Linked DNA regions of Homo sapiens: all the other regions are linked to region 3. Evidence: chromatin contacts called from ENCODE Hi-C or POLR2A ChIA-PET data. All regions are on one chromosome and are shown on one strand. The core of a region is the stretch at or near the end of the contact, and the rest is flanking DNA. Distances in the headings are between cores, read along the strand shown. Region 1 holds the start of VPS45 (vacuolar protein sorting 45 homolog). Region 2 holds the start of OTUD7B (OTU deubiquitinase 7B). Region 3 holds the start of TARS2 (threonyl-tRNA synthetase 2, mitochondrial). Region 4 holds the start of CERS2 (ceramide synthase 2).

The links. Hi-C counts contacts between places; a loop is a spot of excess contacts on that map. ChIA-PET counts read pairs that join two places held with the same protein, here RNA polymerase II (POLR2A). Pooled maps may share reads with other maps.
Region 1: a loop to region 3 is called in a pooled map, with 10 times the contacts of the local background. The contact joins the promoter of VPS45 here to the promoter of TARS2 in region 3. A Hi-C loop is called at or near these places in 1 of 37 single-sample maps with no recorded cell type and 5 of 50 pooled maps. POLR2A ChIA-PET finds 5 or more read pairs at or near these places in 2 of 52 experiments (CD8-positive, alpha-beta memory T cell and activated T-cell).
Region 2: a loop to region 3 is called in a pooled map, with 22 times the contacts of the local background. The contact joins the promoter of OTUD7B here to the promoter of TARS2 in region 3. A Hi-C loop is called at or near these places in 2 of 37 single-sample maps with no recorded cell type and 10 of 50 pooled maps. POLR2A ChIA-PET finds 5 or more read pairs at or near these places in 2 of 52 experiments (K562 and activated T-cell).
Region 4: a map of naive thymus-derived CD4-positive, alpha-beta T cell shows a loop between it and region 3 (2.1-fold over the local background). The contact joins the promoter of CERS2 here to the promoter of TARS2 in region 3. A Hi-C loop is called at or near these places in 1 of 168 maps with a recorded cell type or tissue (naive thymus-derived CD4-positive, alpha-beta T cell), 6 of 37 single-sample maps with no recorded cell type and 10 of 50 pooled maps. POLR2A ChIA-PET finds 5 or more read pairs at or near these places in 6 of 52 experiments (A549, A673, BJ and 3 more).

Annotation. Positions count from the first base shown.
Region 1 is chr1:150,066,225-150,069,051 of GRCh38, forward strand. It overlaps VPS45 (vacuolar protein sorting 45 homolog), which reads left to right and starts at 1,552. Exons shown (of 15, transcript NM_007259.5): 1 at 1,552-1,726; 2 at 2,406-2,540. The coding sequence starts at 1,634. It also overlaps a transcript of OTUD7B not described here. RefSeq lists a silencer at 729-968 and an enhancer at 1,179-1,508.
Region 2 is chr1:150,009,307-150,012,160 of GRCh38, forward strand. It overlaps OTUD7B (OTU deubiquitinase 7B), which reads right to left and starts at 1,420. Exons shown (of 12, transcript NM_020205.4): 1 at 1,142-1,420. RefSeq lists enhancers at 165-1,047, 412-461 and silencers at 982-1,271, 1,532-1,581.
Region 3 is chr1:150,485,978-150,488,677 of GRCh38, forward strand. TARS2 (threonyl-tRNA synthetase 2, mitochondrial) reads left to right here and starts at 1,442. Exons shown (of 18, transcript NM_025150.5): 1 at 1,442-1,539; 2 at 1,881-2,077. The coding sequence starts at 1,474. RefSeq lists enhancers at 1,267-1,773, 1,267-1,536.
Region 4 is chr1:150,973,436-150,976,221 of GRCh38, forward strand. CERS2 (ceramide synthase 2) reads right to left here and starts at 1,400. Exons shown (of 11, transcript NM_022075.5): 1 at 1,184-1,400. RefSeq lists enhancers at 1-549, 507-651, a cis regulatory region at 579 and silencers at 755-1,244, 1,265-1,704.

The DNA of each region.
Region 1 (2,827 bases), core at 302-2,801, 420 kb before region 3:
ATTTTCATTAGCGTTGTTTCCATGTTTTCTGTAAGATACGAACATTTAAATTGATAAGAATGGAATGTTCATATAACATTTCTTGTATCCATTTAAAGATTCACATTTTCACTTTAATATATAACTTAAGACTTTTCTTTCAAAACACATCTAAAAATTAGTAAAATGCCTAAAGGGAAGCTTTATTTACTTGGTAGAAAAGCTGAAAGAAAAAAAACATATTCTTCACAATTTCAGAGGTGACAAAAATCTCTTATATTTCAGTAGTTTCTGATCTCCCTTAAGGGATTTGAGAATTATATATAATATTGCATAATCTTAAGCTGATTAATGTTAAAGTGCTATTGGTCTATTTTAACTGTGTACTTCTTAAAATATAATGAAAGAATTTATTTGGTAATCCTGAATCTATTGACCTCACAAACACTGGTCATTATTTTGGTGGAAATATTCATAAGCATTTTTAGTTACTGATTTCTAACAATTGTTTCTTATTATCTTCCTGATTTTACAATTCCCCAAAGTAAAGGTGCGAAAAACAAACATCTACCCTCCTTTTCGACAAATGCCATGATAGAGGGGAGACCTGTGTGGTGTAAAGACAAATGCAGACATTTGGAAGTTGATGGTTTTAAGATTCAGTAAAAACTTGAGAGTTTTGGCTTCAAATCCCCACGCTAGTTTTAGTTCTACCGGATACGTGTCCCCTACCCATTTCAAAGGACCCAGTCACCTCGGCTCTTGCCTGAGTTTCAGAGTCCCGCCGGAGTTAGAGCTGGCAGAGTCCAATTGCTCAGAGCGCCGAGGCGGGGGCGGGGCAGGGGGACGCTTGCAGGTCCGGTGGTCCCGCGGGCTGCGAGCCCCCACGGCCGACCCTAGCTGCAGACCCTCCTGGAGAACCTCAGGCCTTTCCCCCAGAAACATCCCTAAAAGGCGTTCCCTTTGTTCATTCATTCAACAAATATTTGTTCAATCTCATATGCCCCTCTGTCTTGGGAAAACCAATTAGGGCCTCTGCAGCCTCAACACAGGGGCACTGTTCCCGCCTATTAATGACGCAATGAACCCGGGAAGACGAATCTCGACCACTGTTTCGCAAATACCGCGTGTGATTTATTAAATGCCGTCTCTCCGAGTCCCAAGCGGCCGGGAGCATTATGCCACCTCCCTTGCCCTCATCTCTCACTGCCATGCAAGAAAGCGTTAATGGCAAATAGGGCACGTAGCCACACTCCGTCGTTCCTGCTTCCAAGCAAACCTTGTGCCAGGTTCCTCATTTCGCGAGGCTCCACTCTCTTGGGCTTCAGGCTGCCGCTGGGCCTCCAGCACCAAAGGGCAATAGGGGTCTGAGAGTCCGGGCCTCAGGCATCTTCAGGCCGCAGGTGGGTGGAGAATAACGCCCGCGCGTGGCAGCGGCCCAGGCCGTCTCAGCCGGATTTTTCCATCCCCGGGGTAGGCTTGGTCCCCTGTACACTCCAGCGGAACTACAACTCCCAGCACCGTGGCTGCCCGGACTCCCGGAAGCCGAATCCCGGCTGGGAGGAAGCAGCTGAGACCCGGCCAACAGACTGGGGGTTAATTTAGCCAGAAAAGGGGGCGGGAAGGGCTGTAGGGTACTTGTCAATTCGCCGCCATGAACGTGGTTTTTGCTGTGAAGCAGTACATTTCCAAAATGATAGAGGACAGCGGGCCTGGTATGAAAGTACTTCTCATGGATAAAGAGACGGTGAGTTTGCTTTTGCTCAGCATTTGTGAAGGAACCCTCTCAACCTTACAATTGCTCGTCCCATTCCACTGTAGGACTTAGCATTTAATTAAACATACGAAAATGAGGGTCGGTTTGTGTGGAATTGAAAAGTTGTTTATATAAAGCTTGCCCGGTGGGTTTTCAGTCTACATGGCTCCAGCCACTGCCTAGAGACTACTTCTACCCGGAACAATTTATTGGAATCAGAAATCCTTTTCTAAATGTCCCCGCCAAGAAATCATTAATATGTCAGAGCACTTGGAAGGCTTTGGGATGGGCCTACTGTTTCCACTCAACATTGTGTTTTTAAAGTAAAGCTGTTGGAGCTCAAGCTGAAATGACAGATTATTTGTTGGCCACAGACCAGAAAACAAAACTCTTTAAGGTGATAGAAAAAAATATTTTTGGAAACTTATGGATTGTTCCTGTTCAAAGAGACCATGTTTTTTGTTTTTAATCTTGAAGCTTCAGCTGAAAGGATAGAGCGTATTTTTCATTCTCGTATGTTACCTACCTGTTTGGATGTTCAGTAAATGTTTTCCGTATATTACTATTTAAGTTATCCAGCTAAGTATTAATGAAAAAAGAGGGTTAGATGTGCTACTTGTTTTTATTATTCTAGACTAGCATACTTTTAGTTAATCTTTTGTTTTTACAGACTGGCATAGTGAGTATGGTATACACACAATCGGAGATTCTACAGAAGGAAGTGTACCTCTTTGAACGCATTGATTCTCAAAATCGAGAGATCATGAAACACCTGAAGGCAATTTGTTTTCTTCGACCTACAAAGGTACTGCATAAACTGAGCTTCCATCTGCCCAGGCAGATGCAGAACACTCTGATCTGAAAGCATTAAGAAGGCAAAATAAATTTGTATTATCATAATTTGTGGCATCATAATTATCCTGGTTCATCAGTGTTATAACCTTCATTTTTCTTGTTTTGTTTCCATATTTCAGTTGACCCCTTACAGCCAGTTCTTCCTTCAAGATGTTTTTTAGGTTCACAGCCATTCCCATTGCCACTAATGAACTACTCTTAACGGAGACCCACATTACTTTATTCCTGGATTAACCT
Region 2 (2,854 bases), core at 170-2,669, 480 kb before region 3:
GCAACTCTTTGGAGCCAGTCTTACCGCCACCTCTTTCTCTACTCTGTCCTTTTCCACCTTTGAAATAGATTCTGAAAGACAAAGGGATCCAGCCTCCTCAAAAATCTCCTAAATATACAGTACTAGAGGCCAAAGACTGAAAAATTAGCAGCATGTGAATTTCTAAGCAAAGCGTTACGTAGTACGTATAAAAAGATAAGGAAAATAAAAGTCAACGTCCTGCTAATTCTAGGCTTTGCATTCGTGAAAAGCTGCCTGAAAAGTTTGTGGGGAACTTCTTCCATAAAATTCCACCAGTCAGTTTCTAATTTCAAATTTTTACATCTTTATTGTGCCCAGAGAAGCCACCTAGGTTAGACAAGAAAGACTACCACGAGCGGGGAGAAAGAGACTCTGAGCGCTGGTCCTTGTGAGCCGACAAGCTAAAAATACGCCGGCCCAGTAAACAAATCCCATTCCATCCCGACCGGAGCCACACCGTTAACCTAGTAATTATGAGAAGAGTGAGATCACGCAGCCCCCGGCTTACTCATCATCAGCTTCTAAAGTTTCCATCGGCTCATGGCAACTTTTCTTTTTTCTAAAGTTCTTAAGACTGCCCTAGAATCCGTCAACCTCCGTCTCTCTCCCTCTCTCACACACACACACAAACACACACACACACCTTTTTCTCGCCTTTCCTCCATTACTGTATGCACCTTAGTTTGGCTATCAATAGGAAGAATAAGCTTATTTGCTTTTCATTTTAGTATTATATTGAGATTTTAAATGAACTTTATCCTACTGTGGGGATAATACACTGCATCTTAATCACCTTAAAACTCCACCATCCCTCCCGAAAGTCTAGCTGACAAGGGGGGACCGTCCAAACTGGCCAGCACAGCTCAGGAAGGGAGGCCGGGAGCTGGAGAGCGCGGGGTAGGAACGCAGGACGCAGGTGAAAGGGAGGAGGAAAGATCGGGACGAAGCAAGGAGCAGTCAGGGCGAGAAAGGAGTGCCGAGGGGAGATGGCTTCGGGTGAAACAGATTCAGAAAGGAGAAAGGGGACAGTGGCGATCTGAGGAGCAGAGTTTGCGAGTCTGAGAAGCCGGGAGGGGCGGGAGCAGACGGGGGACGGTGTCAGGACGGGGGGCTCCGTTACCCTCGCGGGCTCCCGGGGCAAGGCCCTAGGCCGGGGCGGAGCGCGGGGCCCGGCCGCCTCTCTTCATTCCTCGGCAGTGACCCCGGGGTCCGGCCGGCCCCTCCCCCGACGGCGATGGAGGTGGAGGCGGTGGTGGAGACTGCGACCGCAGCTGTTGCTCCGCACGGGATCTGGAGCTGGAGCCAGAAAGGACTGATCGGGACTGGCCTCCCCCAGTGGCTTTTTGCCCACTCCGCACCCGGTCGCCACTCCGGCTCCGGCGGCTGGTTCAGGATCGGTGGCTTTCTGCTGTCCGGCCGGAAACAGGCGCCAGTTTCCGGCCGGAGCGGGTTGGTGGTGACACCCAGGCCGCCCCCGGGCCTCCTCCCGCTCCGCCCCGTCGCAGCCCCGCCTTTAGCGCCGCTCCCCAGGCTGCGGCCAGTTTGGCGCTTGCCCCGCGCGTGACCCCGTGTTTTCCCGACCCGAGTCCCTAAAGCTCCTGGTCTGGAGCATTCTTGAACAGGAGTTGGAGGAGTACAGGGTGGACTCTTAGGACTCTGGGGTAGAATCAGTTGGCTACAGCCGTTGGGAAGGAGCTGAAAGGGGTGGAGTAGTTGTAGAAAGGTGAGAGAGATGAAAATACTTCAGAATGAAAAGACTGACATTCTAGTAACTCTACACAATCATTCTGGAGTGACCGGAGGAAGATTAGCTTCTTCCACACCAGTCTCCACCCAATTATATATTTCTCTTGTTCCTTCACTCTTGAAGTGAACATATCCTTCTCTGTAAACACTTAATATTTATTTACTTGCATAACAGTGATACCCTGTTGATACATCTGCTTTAGACTGCTAACAGTAAAAAAAACTTACATAGTGCGTTTGTTATGTCTTCTAGTGCGTTTGTTATGTCTTTTAAAACATTATGGCATAATTCAAATATGTATTGTATCCCTGTGATGTGTATCACTGCTCTCAGTGATACAGGGGGATACAAAAATTAACAAGACATAATCCCAGACATCAAAGGTTTTACAATTTAGTAAAATACATAAAACTATATTATATGTAGCAGAACTTGTATGTGTCCTACCTGAGTGACAATGAGCTATGGCTATGAGAACATAATAAGCCATCCTTGTCACATAGTAGACCTTCCATATTTGTTGAATGAATGAATAAGTATTAGGCCTGTGTGGACTGTTTCAAGAAAGAAAGGCCATTTAGTAAATACCTCTTTATGACAAACACAAAACGATGCCAACCCCGGCTATACTCTAACAAAAGACATTTGAAATTTTAATTCAGATTCCTAACATTATAGCACCTGGTCTGCATATTCAAAATAATGTATTGCCTAATTGTGCCCATTATGCCTATGTAAAAACAAATACTCTAGTCAACTTTTCTTTCCCCTCACTTCTTCCTCAGTTTCTAAAGGGGAGGCGTGGGGCATAGGCATTTTAGAATTGTCTAGCTCAGAATAGGAAACTGACACCTGAAACAGGGAAACTTCCTAGACAGCTATATCTCTTAGGGATACACCTGGGTTTACAATCGAAAATTTAGGGCTGGGCCCAAGGCTGTCCACACATGCTAAGGCCAAACAAGTCAGAGTGCCTTGCATGGGGGCATATCCAAGACATACAATAGAGGTTGACAAGTAAAGTCATTTGGCGTGGGCTTCAAGCGTATAAGGGACCACAAATTTTAGCTACCGTTTAGTGGTAAA
Region 3 (2,700 bases), core at 192-2,691:
AAGGGACTCAAACTGACCTCTGCAGATTCTTGATTCCAGCTTTTTTGTTTTTGTTTTGTTTTGAGATGAAGTCTCGCTCTTGTCCCCCAGGCTGGAGTGCATGGCGTGATCTCGGCTCACTGCAACCTCCACCTCCCGGGTTCAAGCGATTCTCCTGTCTCAGCCTCCCAAGTAGCTGGGATTACAGGCGCCCACCACCATGCCCAGCTAATTTTTGTATTTTTAGTAGAGACGGGGTTTCACCATGTTGGCCAGGCTGGTCTAGAACTCCTGACCTCAGGTGATCCACCCGCCTCGGCCTCCCAAGTAGCTGGGATTACAGGCGCCCACCACCACGCCCAGCTAATTTTTGTATTTTTAGTAGAGACGGGGTTTCACCATGTTGGCCAGGCTGGTCTAGAACTCCTGACCTCAGGTGATCCACCTGCCTCGGCCTCCCAAAGTGCTGGGATTACAGCGTGAGCCACTGCGCGCGGCCATCTTTGCTCCAGCTTTAAAGTGGTTACTCCAGAGGCTGAGGTGGTCAGTTGAGCCCAGGAGGTCGAGACTGCAGTGAGCCATGATTGTACCCCTGCACTCCAGCCTGGGCAACGGTGAGACCTTGTCTCAAAATTAAAAAATAAAACTGTTACAGTCATTTATCATAATAGCTTCTTGTTGCTTTTGCCCATTACCAAAAAACCATGGGCCACACTAGACGATTTACATAAAATTTAACTCAACAATTGGGAGCAACACTATTCTCATTTTATAGTTGAGAAAATTGAGGCTTAGAGAAATTAAATAGGTCAGGCAAGGCGGCTCATGCCTGTAATTCCAGAACTCTGGGAGGCCGGAGCGCGGTGGCGGTTTGGTGGGGGGGAGGGGAGGGATTGCTTGAGGCCAGGAGTTCGAGACTACCCTGGCCAACATAGTGAGACCCGCCCCCCCCTCCCGCCCCCCCCGGTCTCTATTAAATAAATATGAGAAGTTTAATAATTTTCCCAAAATTACATAGTTAATGGCAGATCCAGAATTTACACTAGGTCTGTCTGGTTCCCCAGTCTATGCTCTTAAGTTTTGCTACTTGCTGTAAGGACCACGTAAAATAAAATGTATAGTTAAAGGGAAATTACTACCATTTCCTGTCTGGTTTTCTCCCACTCTCGCCCTCAAAAGTTCACCTGCCCTTGTCCTCAAAGCCACAGGACGCCTAATTGCTATTTTTGGGTTTCAGCTGAAACGCCACGGGTCTGGGGGAATAGCGAGGGTGTGTTACATTTTCGGTCTTCCGGTCAGCCGGAACCACTCACACCGCTGCTGGTGCTGTGTAGGGTGTACCTCTTCGGAGTTCCTGGAGGTGGTGCCAGACTAGAGTGGCAGCTGTAGTAACCAATAGACACGGACTTTGTTGGACCAGAAGCCAATGAAGAATTACGTGGAGGAGAAGCGGCGATAATCTGTTTGAGGATGTAGGCACTGGTGTGAAGGAACATGGCCCTGTATCAGAGGTGGCGGTGTCTCCGGCTCCAAGGTTTACAGGCTTGCAGGCTACACACGGTGCGTGAGGCACCCCCAAAGCTCCGATCCGCATCAGACTTAGCCCAGCCGAAGCCCCCAAATTTTTATGTTAACCCAGCCTCACGCCACTCCTCCTCTCCCTGGTCCTCCGAGTCCCCAGAAAAGGACTCGTATCTAAACTCGTTATCTAATTCTCGAGTTAGCGGTCTGGGGGACTCTGAGCTCGAAGGACCCCCAGCCTAGGGTCTTGTATCACCCAATCCCCTTAAAAAGTAGGAATTCGGACGAAGTCCACTTAACCATCCCAAAGTGCCATCATCTGCAATTCTAAGAAAGAATGATGGGACGTGTGTTACCTGCTAATATATCTTTCCCTCCAGGCAGTTGTGTCGACCCCTCCACGCTGGTTGGCAGAGCGGCTTGGCCTTTTTGAGGAGCTGTGGGCTGCTCAGGTAAAGAGATTAGCAAGCATGGCACAGAAGGAACCCCGGACTATTAAGATATCACTTCCTGGAGGCCAGAAAATTGATGCTGTGGCATGGAACACAACCCCCTACCAACTAGCCCGGCAGATCAGGTAACAGGCCCATCCTGTAACTACCAGGATTATCCTTCTGCCCCTTTACTTTCTCTTCACTTGAGCAGGGGAAGAAAACTTGGTCTGCTTGTTTCTGTTCCGTCCCCATTAAGATAGCCTTTCCTGAAGATTTTGTTTTTGTTTTTTGTTGTTGTTCTTTTATACAGACGGGGTCTCTCCATGTTGCCCAGGCTAGTCTTGAACTCCTGGGCTCAAGCGATCCTTCCATCTCAGCCTCCCGAAGTGCTGGGATTACAGGCATGAGCCACCAAACCCGGCCTGAGATTTGTTTTATCTGTATTAGTTTCTGCATCAGAGTCTCTGTCCTTTCATTGGGGAAAGAAATGAAAGCTTCTGTTGCTCTGGTAACTCATTTCACCTTTGCAAGTTTACAGTTGCTGAGAGATGAGCAACTTTCTCCCCACTGTGGATTGTAACCCTGTCTGTTTTAAATCATTAATTTACTTTTTAATAATTGATACATAATAATTGAACATATGAATGGGTATATGTGATATTTTGATATATGCATACAATATGTAATGATCAAATCAGGGTGTTCAGGATATCTGTTACCCCAAACATTTATCATTTCTTTGTGTTGGGACTATTTCAAATCTTCT
Region 4 (2,786 bases), core at 150-2,649, 490 kb after region 3:
GGTAAAAGGAGGCCCTTCCTCCCAGGGGAAAATCTGGCCAGAGGCCCCAGTGAGGGAAGTGGGGGACCAGGGGAGAAAAGGATCCCTCTCTGGAACAGACTGTGCAGATCACGGTATGGTCAGCGCCAGGTCCTCAGGGACAGGACTGCAGGCAAGTCCTTACCCTTAGGAGCCCCTTTACATGTGCAGCCACTCACACCCCGGTGCGGTCATCCCGACTCCGGTATGCGGCAGCAACCGCCACCCACCCCTGCCCCAGCACAGATATGGGGGTGACTGCCTGCTGGAGGCCTGCTCGGACTCACTTCTCCAGGAACAGGGGCTCACTGCATTCGCCACGATCCTCAGAACCCCCTGAACCTGGGCCTGGCAACTCAGGTGACTGAAACCAGGTTTTGATGCCAGGAGCTAGGCTTAGGGAGGGAGAGACTCCAACTGCAGGCTAAAGATGAGTGCTCTACACCTGCAGTCAACCCACTTGCCACGGGCCTCTAGTGATTAACAAGCTACGGCCCAGAAAGCCAGTTCCACCAGGAGCTCCCTTGCCAGCCATCCACACCTCATAACGGTATGCCTTAGCCCTACCGGGCCGGGGCAGGCGCTCCGGGCCGCTCCTTCCTGTTTCCCGTTAAGCACATGGAAGCTCTGACCTCGCCTGCGAGGTGGGCACGGTGGGCCGGTAGGAAGAAAACGGGGCAGGGCCCTCCCCTCTCCTCCCACCCAAGCCACAGGACGCGTCCAGGCCAGGGCAACCCCGCGGGCCGCTGCCAGGGTGGAGGCTCTCGCGCCAATGGTCACCAAGCTCCTCCACTCCCCAACAAAGGGAAGCCCACGGCTCGGCCCCGTCGCCCGCAGCCCCCGCGTCCCCACCTTCCGCCCTACCTGTTGCCCGGGAAAGCTTCTCCGGCTCAGGGCGGCGCTGCCGCGGACACCGCGGCGCCAGGCCCGCCGGCCCCGGCCGCTCCCTTGAGGCGCTGCGCCCGCCTTACCCGGCGGCCGCCGCCATGAGCGCCCGCAGCGCCCCCCGCCAGCGCCGCCTCCCTCCTCGCCCCGGCCCCGCGGCCTTCCCAGCCCGACCCCTCCGCGGCCCCGCGACAAAGCGGCACCCGGGGCTCCCAACTTTTCCGCAGCCCCTTCCCACCCCCGCGCGGGGCTCGGGCGCCGGGCGGGGGCCCCGACTCACCCGGCGGCAGCGTTGGCGGGGCCGGGGCCGCTGCTCCGTGTACTCCGTCTGCTCGGGTGGTTGCTCCGAGGCCCCGAGGCCTGGCTCCCCGCGCCTCTCCTCCCTCTTCCGCCCGCCCGCCGGCCCGCGCCCGCCCTCGCCCTCCCTCCTCCGCCAGCCGCCGGCGCCGCCGCCGCCGCCCGCCGAGCCCAGTCGAGCTGAGCCCGAGCCCAGCCGGGAAAAAAAGGCCGCGAGCAGCCCAAGGGCCGGGAGGCTGGGCGTGACGGGAGGGGAGGGCGGGGCGGGCCTCTGCGCTGCGGCTGCCCCTTCGCCCCGGCGCGGGAGGCCAGACCCCAACCCTCCGCTCCCGGCCCCACAGCCGCGTCCACGCCCGTCACCTTGCGCTAGAGAAACCGCCGACCTGGGGAGGCGGGTGCGGGCTCCTTCCGCCACTTCGGTCTCTTTTCGGGGTGGGAGGTCTCCCACTGGGACCGACACAGACGCACTGGATGCCGCGGGGTCCCGGGCTCCGAGCGGCGGTGTCCCTGTCCCCTTACTCCTACCCACCCCCACCCACCCCCAACTGCTGTGCGGCCCCCGGTCCCCGCCAGGGTGGGCACATTCCCACTTCCAGCCCCACGGGGCGCGGGCGGAGGAGGGTGCAGCCCGGGGATCCTGCCCAAGTGCCTCGCGCCGAAGCTGAAAACCTCTCCAGGGCAGACCGAAGCAGCCGACCCTCGAGACCCAGTCGGAGCCTGCGATCACTCGGGCGACCCTCGCCTACCCCGCCGTAAAAGCCGCGGCCTTTCCACCTAGGTGCTACGGGACCTACCCCCGTGGCAAGGAAGAGCAAACCCGAACTTGCGCACACCCGGCGGCCCTGTCTGAAAGAGCCACCCCAACTTTTGTTTTGTAAAATGTATGAGTTTTCAAATGACACCACGTTTATCCGTATTCGATTTCGTGTTAAAAAGTGTTTTCCGGCCGGGCGCGGTGGCTCACGCCTGTAATCCCAGCACTTTGGGAGGCCGAGGCGGGCAGATCACCTGAGGTCAGGCGTTCGAGACCACCCTGGCCAACATGGTTAAACCCTGTCTCTACTAAAAATACAAAAATTAGCCGGGCACGGTGGCTCGCGCTTGTAATCCCAGCTACTCGGGAGGCTGAGCCACGAGAATCGCTTGAACCCTGGAGGTGGAGTTTGCAGTGAGCCGAGATCTCGCCACTGCACTCCAGCCTGGGCGACAGAGTGAGACTCCGTCTCAGGAAAAAAAAAAAAAAAGTGTTCTCCCCTTGGCCTGGCGCCGTGGCTTATGCCTGTAATCTCAGCACTTTGGGTGGCCGAGGTGGGCAGATCACTTGAGGTCAGAGTTCAAGACCAGCCTGGTCAACATAGCGAGACCCCCAACTCCTTTATAAATTTAAAAAAAAAAAGTTTTCCCCTTGAGTCGTGTGGTAAAATTACTGTTTCAGAAGTAATTACTGTTGGAAGATGCAACATGGTTTTCCTAGAAAGCTGGTCTTAACTCCTAACGTGAACGAGTGGTGACTAAGATGTATTTGAGGGCTCCTATACAGGGAGAGCTGCAGCTTACTCCATGGAGAGGTACTTTTGTCAAATTTC